Linked DNA regions of Mus musculus: region 2 is linked to region 1. A link is a loop called in an ENCODE intact Hi-C map of the cell type or tissue named here. Cell type or tissue: heart. All regions are shown on one strand. Each heading gives the region's core, and the rest is flanking DNA. Links, peaks and the distances in the headings are about the cores only. Region 1 has its middle 12 kb from the start of Tnip2. Region 2 holds the start of Lrpap1 (low density lipoprotein receptor-related protein associated protein 1).

Region 1 (2,897 bases), core at 91-2,590:
AACTTAGGTACACAGAGGTGATACCTGGGCAGCCAGAGGTGGGAACATGATGGGTACCCCAGAGGGATGGCATCTCCACCAGTCAGCACCTGTCTCCTCAGCCTCTGGGATCCATGAGAGCTAAACTGTGGACAGGTGGTGTTGCCCTGGGGGCAGAGACAGGAATGATGAGTGTGTCAACCCTGAGGGCTGAAGGGCTAGGATTCTGGGCTCCCTGCTCCTCTCCTCACTGCCTTCACCTGCGGAGGGGGAGGGGGAGAGGAGGGAGGGGGAGGAGAGGGGGAGGGGAGAGAGGGGAGGGAAGAGGGGGAAGAGGGGAGGGGGGAGAGAGGGGGAAGAGGGGAGGGGGGAGAGAGGGGAATGGGGAAGAGAGGGGAGTGGGGGAGAGAGGGAGTGGGGGAGAGAGGGAGTGGGGGAGAGGGGAGGGGAGGGAGGGAGGGGGAAGAGAGGGAGAGGGGGAGAGGGGAAGGAAGTGGGGGAGGGGGAAGAGAGGGAGAGGGGGAGGGGGAAAGGGGAGGGGTAGAGAAGAGAAGAGAAAAGAGAAAAGAAAAGAAAGGGAAAGGAAAGGAAAGAAAAGAAGAAGAGAAGAGAGAAGAGAAGAGAAGAGAAGAGAAGAGAAGAGAAGAGAAGAGAAAAGAAAAGAAAAGAAAAGAAAAGGCTGGGCATGGTGGTGCACGCCTTTAATCCCAGCACTTGGGAGGCAGAGGCAGGCAGATTTCAGAGTTCGAGGCCAGCCTGGTCTACAAAGTGAGTTCCAGGATAGCCAGAGCTATACAGAGAAACCCTGTCTCGAAAAAACAAAAAAAAAAGAAAGAAAGAAAGAAAAAAAGAAAAAGAAAAGGAGAAAAGAAAAGAAAAGAAGAGAAGAGAAGAAAAGAGAAAAGAAAAGAGAAAAGAAAAGAAAAAGAAGAAAAAGAAAGAAAAAGAAAAAGAAAGAAAAAGAAAGAGAAAGAAAAAAGAAAAAGAAAAAGAAAGAGAAAAAGAAAAAGAAAAAAAGAAAAAGAAAAGGTGTGTTAAGCTGCCAGAGCTGGAGAGGGAACGGGTGGAGAAGGCGGGCCAGGGGTGGGGCGGAGTGGCAGTGCGAGGGTGGGGATCAGAACCTGGGAGGCGGGGCCAGATTGGAGGCGGGGCCTGCATCGGGGTGCCTGGCTGCGGGCCTCACTGGCCGCAAAGCGGAGCAACAGAGCAGGGATCCGCCTCCCGGACGCAGGGTCCCTGGGCTGGGAACCGGCGGGTAAGGCACTGCATGGGTTTCGGGACGGGTCGTGGACATGCGCGGCACAGTGGTGTCTCAGAGACCTGCCTGGGTCCCTTGAACCTGTGTCCCGCTGTGAGGTGGGAGTGGTGTTCTCAGGGCGGACGGCGGCGGCAGTCTGGGCTCAGGGCTGGGCGTTCAGTCTAGGAGATAGGGCTGGTTTGGCGAGTGTTCTGTGTCCCTCCGGTCCCTCCGGCTCCTCCGGCACACGTTGCTAGGCCTAGGTTACAGGGCACATCTAGCGGGGTTTCCAAAGACTCGGGAGATAAATTTGCTTACATTCCCTCCAAAGGTTTCTTCCTTCAGAGGCTCATGAAGTTTAAGAGAAAAGCCACCTGTTAGTGCTGATTCACACTGACGCGTGAATGACTGAGTGGGTGTAGGGAGTTTGGAGACTTGAGGAGGAGTGAGTCTCTGAGAAGATACAAGAGTGTTCAGAGAGCGGACATGCGGGTTTCCACCTCCACCCTTCTGTGGCTCTGGGCCTTGGCTGTTAACAGATTGAGTCCTGCTGGAGCCAACTCCCTCTGCCACCTCCCATGACCCTGCGCAGCTCCTGTTATCTTTCTGCCTTTCTGTTTGTCCATTCTTTGACACTGGTAGTTCTGTGCCTTTTGTCAGGTTACTCCATAAGAGCTCTAGAGAAGCCACCCCCCGCTGGGCACAGCGTGGGACTTCGGGATTACTACATGTGACTATTAAGGATGCTACATCCCACCTGAAGGGGCTCTGAATATCACCTGCTGGATCAATGGTGAAACACAGAATGGGTTCAGGAGCTAGGCGCTGGGCTGGGAGCAAGAATACAGACTCAGGTCAACCCTGTGATCTAGGTGCGTGTTGTACTCACTGGCTTCGGTCCCTCTAGACCACAGCGTTCTTTTCCTGGTAGGGAAGCCCAGCCTTGGGCCCCAGATTTAGCTCTCCACTCCTGGGGCATGAGAGGGCTCCAAGGAGATGTCAACCTCAGGTCTGTCCACCTCCTTTCCCATGCCCCTTCTGGTAGGAGAGGAAAGGGAGACTAGCCTTTGGGGGGAGGCTGGGCTGGGAGAGACAGAAGGGAAGAGGGTAGACTCCAGGACTGCCTTTGCCCTTCCTTTTCACATGGACAGAGGAAGTGGGGTGCTGAGTCAGCCCCCAGTATCCTTTTGTCCACATATGGATGCATGTGCATATGTAGGCCTACAGAAATTCAAAAGGTCCAGAGAGTCAAAACGCCCTGCTTTAGTCATAGAAGGGCAGATGGAAGGGCACAAACACAGGCTGGAGGCTTGGGTTCAAATTCAACTACATGCTGTGCATCAGGCGTTCCCTCCCGCTGAACCTCCATTACATCTGTAACATGAGGAGTGGCAAACACTTTCTACCCAGGGGTGGTTATGAGTGCCCACAGTCTGCTAGTGGTGAGTAGATGAGACTCCGATGCTGGGGTGTTTCCCTGTGTGTGCTGCTCAGACAGGGACAACAGGCCATTTTGTCTTGTGGTTGAGGTGGGCAAGGCCAGGCCTGGAGAGGCCTGGGGCATAAGGCAGGCTTCCAGGTTCCTGCCTGCATTGGCCCTGTGGGCAAACACCTGTGTTCACAAAGACTGACCAGTGTGAGTTCCATCCTCAAAGCTCCATTGTGGGGACCAAGGGTCAGA
Region 2 (2,897 bases), core at 164-2,663, 580 kb after region 1:
GTAAGGGAAGCCACTGGAAGAACGAATGTCCCCCTCCGTTCAACAGAAAAAGTGAACGCAAATCCCCTGCAGAACTTTAGGGCTGGAGGGCTGGAATGACGTGCAGCCCAAGGCTTAGACAGGATGACGAGAGCAGCCGTCCGCACAGTGACATCAGACTGTGGACAACCAGCAGAAATATAATCTGATGCTGCCACTGATCAGTGGCCATGGTGGAGGTCCAGGAGACCACCAAGGCACAGAGTGAGGATGAAAGTCACCTGGATGTGCATGTGGAGGACTGGGGGCCACCTTCTGAGTGAAAGAGACCCCAGGATCTACGGACAGCAGACCACATTTCCCCAACAGTCTTCGACGGTACCTGCTAATGTCTTCGTGGCCCCATCCTCATCTTACTGGGTAATCCCAGGTGAAGCACACTCATCCCGTGGGCACACCCCTGGAGATGGCGGTCAGGGACAGCCAGCCTTTTACCCTAGATGGTTCCCACTGCTCCCATGCTCTTCACACAGCCACTCCCAGCTCTGCTCCCGGACCCTTCCCCCAGAAAGCTGAACTGCTTTTCCAGGCCACAGGGCTGTCCTAAACCTTTGCAGGCTGGACACTTGTCCCCCTCTTGCAGCAGTCTCTCAAAGACACTGGCTGGCCACTAAGCTGTCTGTGAGGCACCACTCCCCTTCCCCAGAAGCCAACCTCCCAACTACCTCTCCATCCAAAGTCTCCAGGGCCAAAGTTCTACACGGTTTTATTTTAAAAAATCACTTAGTTTGCAAATTATTTACTCTCCCCTCAAACTCAGGAATGTTTAAGCTGGAGGGCTAAAGGGCAACCCTCTGCAAGCTCTAGAGGAAGATAGTGTGGCTCTGAAAGAATACTTAAACAAAAGCCCAAGTCCTAGCCTAGGACTGTAATCTGGGAGGGGACCCAAGTTCCAGGCCAGCCCTCAGGCTCTGGATATCTCCATTTCAAAAGGAAGAGAGATTAGCATAGCTACTAAATCTAACTTCAGCATTCCCCAGACAGGGTGTAGTGTTTACCTATACTAAGGAATTCCAATCCCCTAAGGAACTGCTTTACCCAAATTAACCAGCTCCATTAGCAACTGGGGCTTCTGCAATCTCCATACAGTCTTATCTCAGGGCACCGTTTTTTTTTTTCTTTCATTGGAGTAAATACAGATAAAGAAAAGACTTCCAAGTCTGGCCCCATGTAGAAAGTGCCCCCCCTCCCCTCTACCTCCATCTGAATTGGCTCTTTGGAAAATTAGCTTTTTGGGCAGAGGTGTCCACAGCTAGGAAGGGTGGGTGTCACTCATTCTTTAGGGTCCCTAATTGCACTAAAGGCAACCACAGGCCCTTGACACCAGCACCAAGTTCCTTTAGGGCCTATGGGTCTCTTATTACAAGTGAGGTCAAGATGGCCCACCTGACATTTAAAGGGGGGCTGTACAAAGGGTAGGCCGTTCCCCGTCCCAGAGGTTATGTTGGCCTCTCAATCAGGGCCCTGCTCTCCTTCGCTCACACGCAGCACCTCGCCCCCATCCCCGCGCGTCTCCCTGGCCCCGCTCACCCGCTTGGCCTTCTCCCATAGCTGGTTCAGCTTCTCCATGCGGAACTCCTCCCCGGACTCGCGCTTGGCGGCCATCTCCGGCTCGTTCTTCTCTCGCGAGTACTTGCCGCCATGGCCTGCTATGGGCTGGGGCACAAGCATCAGCGGCAGCAACAACAGCACTAGCAGTTGGAGCCGGGGCAGCGTAGAGACCCTCTCTCTTCGAGGCGCCATCTTCCTCTGAAGCGCTAGCAGACTGACAGGACTGGGTCTTGTAGGACCGCCCATCTGTAGCCCCGCCCATCAACCGGTCTCCGCGAGGCCCCGCCTCCCTTCTCAATCCGATCCCGCCCACCCCAGGCCCCGCCCATATGACTGCCCACTTTTCGGTCTCTGGCTCCGCCCTGCCCAACACCAGCAAAGAGCAATTATCCCAAGGTATTTTCACGCTGGGGCTGCAAAATTCAGAGCTCACTAGCGGGGCTGTAAGGAGAAGCAGCTGGGAAAGCGCACTTATGCACCGCCCCACTCCTCGTAATCACACAAGAAGTGCGGCGGAAGATGATTTTGCCATTAAACCCGGGAGCAGCTATCTCAGCTCCGTCTTTGGGACACATCCCAGACACTTCCCCTCCGGGGTTTCTGTTTGGAAGGCTTTGTGCACTTGCCTAGTCTCTGCACCTGCAGCCCTGGAGAAAATCCAATGGACATAGTGAGGCCCAGCAAGCCTGTTGGGGACATGGCCTGGCCTGGTGACAACCTGGTGCTCGAGGAACCCAGGAGTCTGGTACAGGCACCAGCAGTTTGGGCCCAGGAGGGACAGGCAGAAGAGTCGTCTGGTAAGGATGACCAGTGTCTTAGTCAGGGTTTCTATTCCTGCACAAACATCATGATCAAGAAGCAAGTTAGGGAGGAAAGGGTTTATTCGGCTTACACTTCCATGCTGCTGTTCATCACCAAGGAAGTCAGGACTGGAACTCAAGCAGGTCAGGAAGCAGGAGCCGAGCAGAGGCCATGGAGGGATGTTCCTTACTGGCTTGCTTCCCCTGGCTTGCTCAGCCTGCTCTCTTATAGAACCAAGACTGCCAGCCCAGAGATGGTACCAATCACAAGGGGACCTCCCCACTTGATCACTAATTGAGAAAATGCCTTACAGTTGGATCTTGTGGAGGCATTTCCCCAACTGAAGCTCCTTTCTCTGTGATAACTCCAGCTGTGTCAAGTTGACACAAAACTAACCAGTACAACCAGAAAGGGTCTCCAATAGGGAGATACATGGAGGACAAGGGTAGGGGATATTTGGGGGGAGTGGTGCTTTTTTCTTTTTTTAATAGTTTTAAGCTGTATTT

Evidence for each region. A loop is a pair of places that touch in the nucleus more often than their neighbours do. Peaks named below come from ENCODE experiments on the same cell type or tissue, not always from the same donor. Only the 100,000 strongest peaks of a DNase experiment are listed, where the experiment ranks them.
Region 2: it touches region 1 in a loop (3-fold over the local background); 1 of 42 quality-filtered maps calls a loop at or near these places.

What each region holds. Positions count from the first base shown.
Region 1 is chr5:34,524,668-34,527,564 of GRCm38, forward strand. It overlaps a transcript of Sh3bp2 not described here. Among named protein-coding and RNA genes, the nearest start is that of Tnip2, 12 kb to the left of the region's middle. In heart, for the core only: a CTCF peak has its summit at 1,167; DNase peaks (open chromatin) are centred at 1,184 and 1,914; H3K4me3 peaks cover 1,162 bases; H3K27ac peaks cover 705 bases.
Region 2 is chr5:35,103,910-35,106,806 of GRCm38, forward strand. Lrpap1 (low density lipoprotein receptor-related protein associated protein 1) reads right to left here and starts at 1,790. Exons shown (of 8, transcript NM_013587.3): 1 at 1,570-1,790. The coding sequence starts at 1,782. In heart, for the core only: no CTCF peak of the experiment used is centred there; a DNase peak (open chromatin) is centred at 1,722; H3K4me3 peaks cover 2,242 bases; H3K27ac peaks cover 1,719 bases.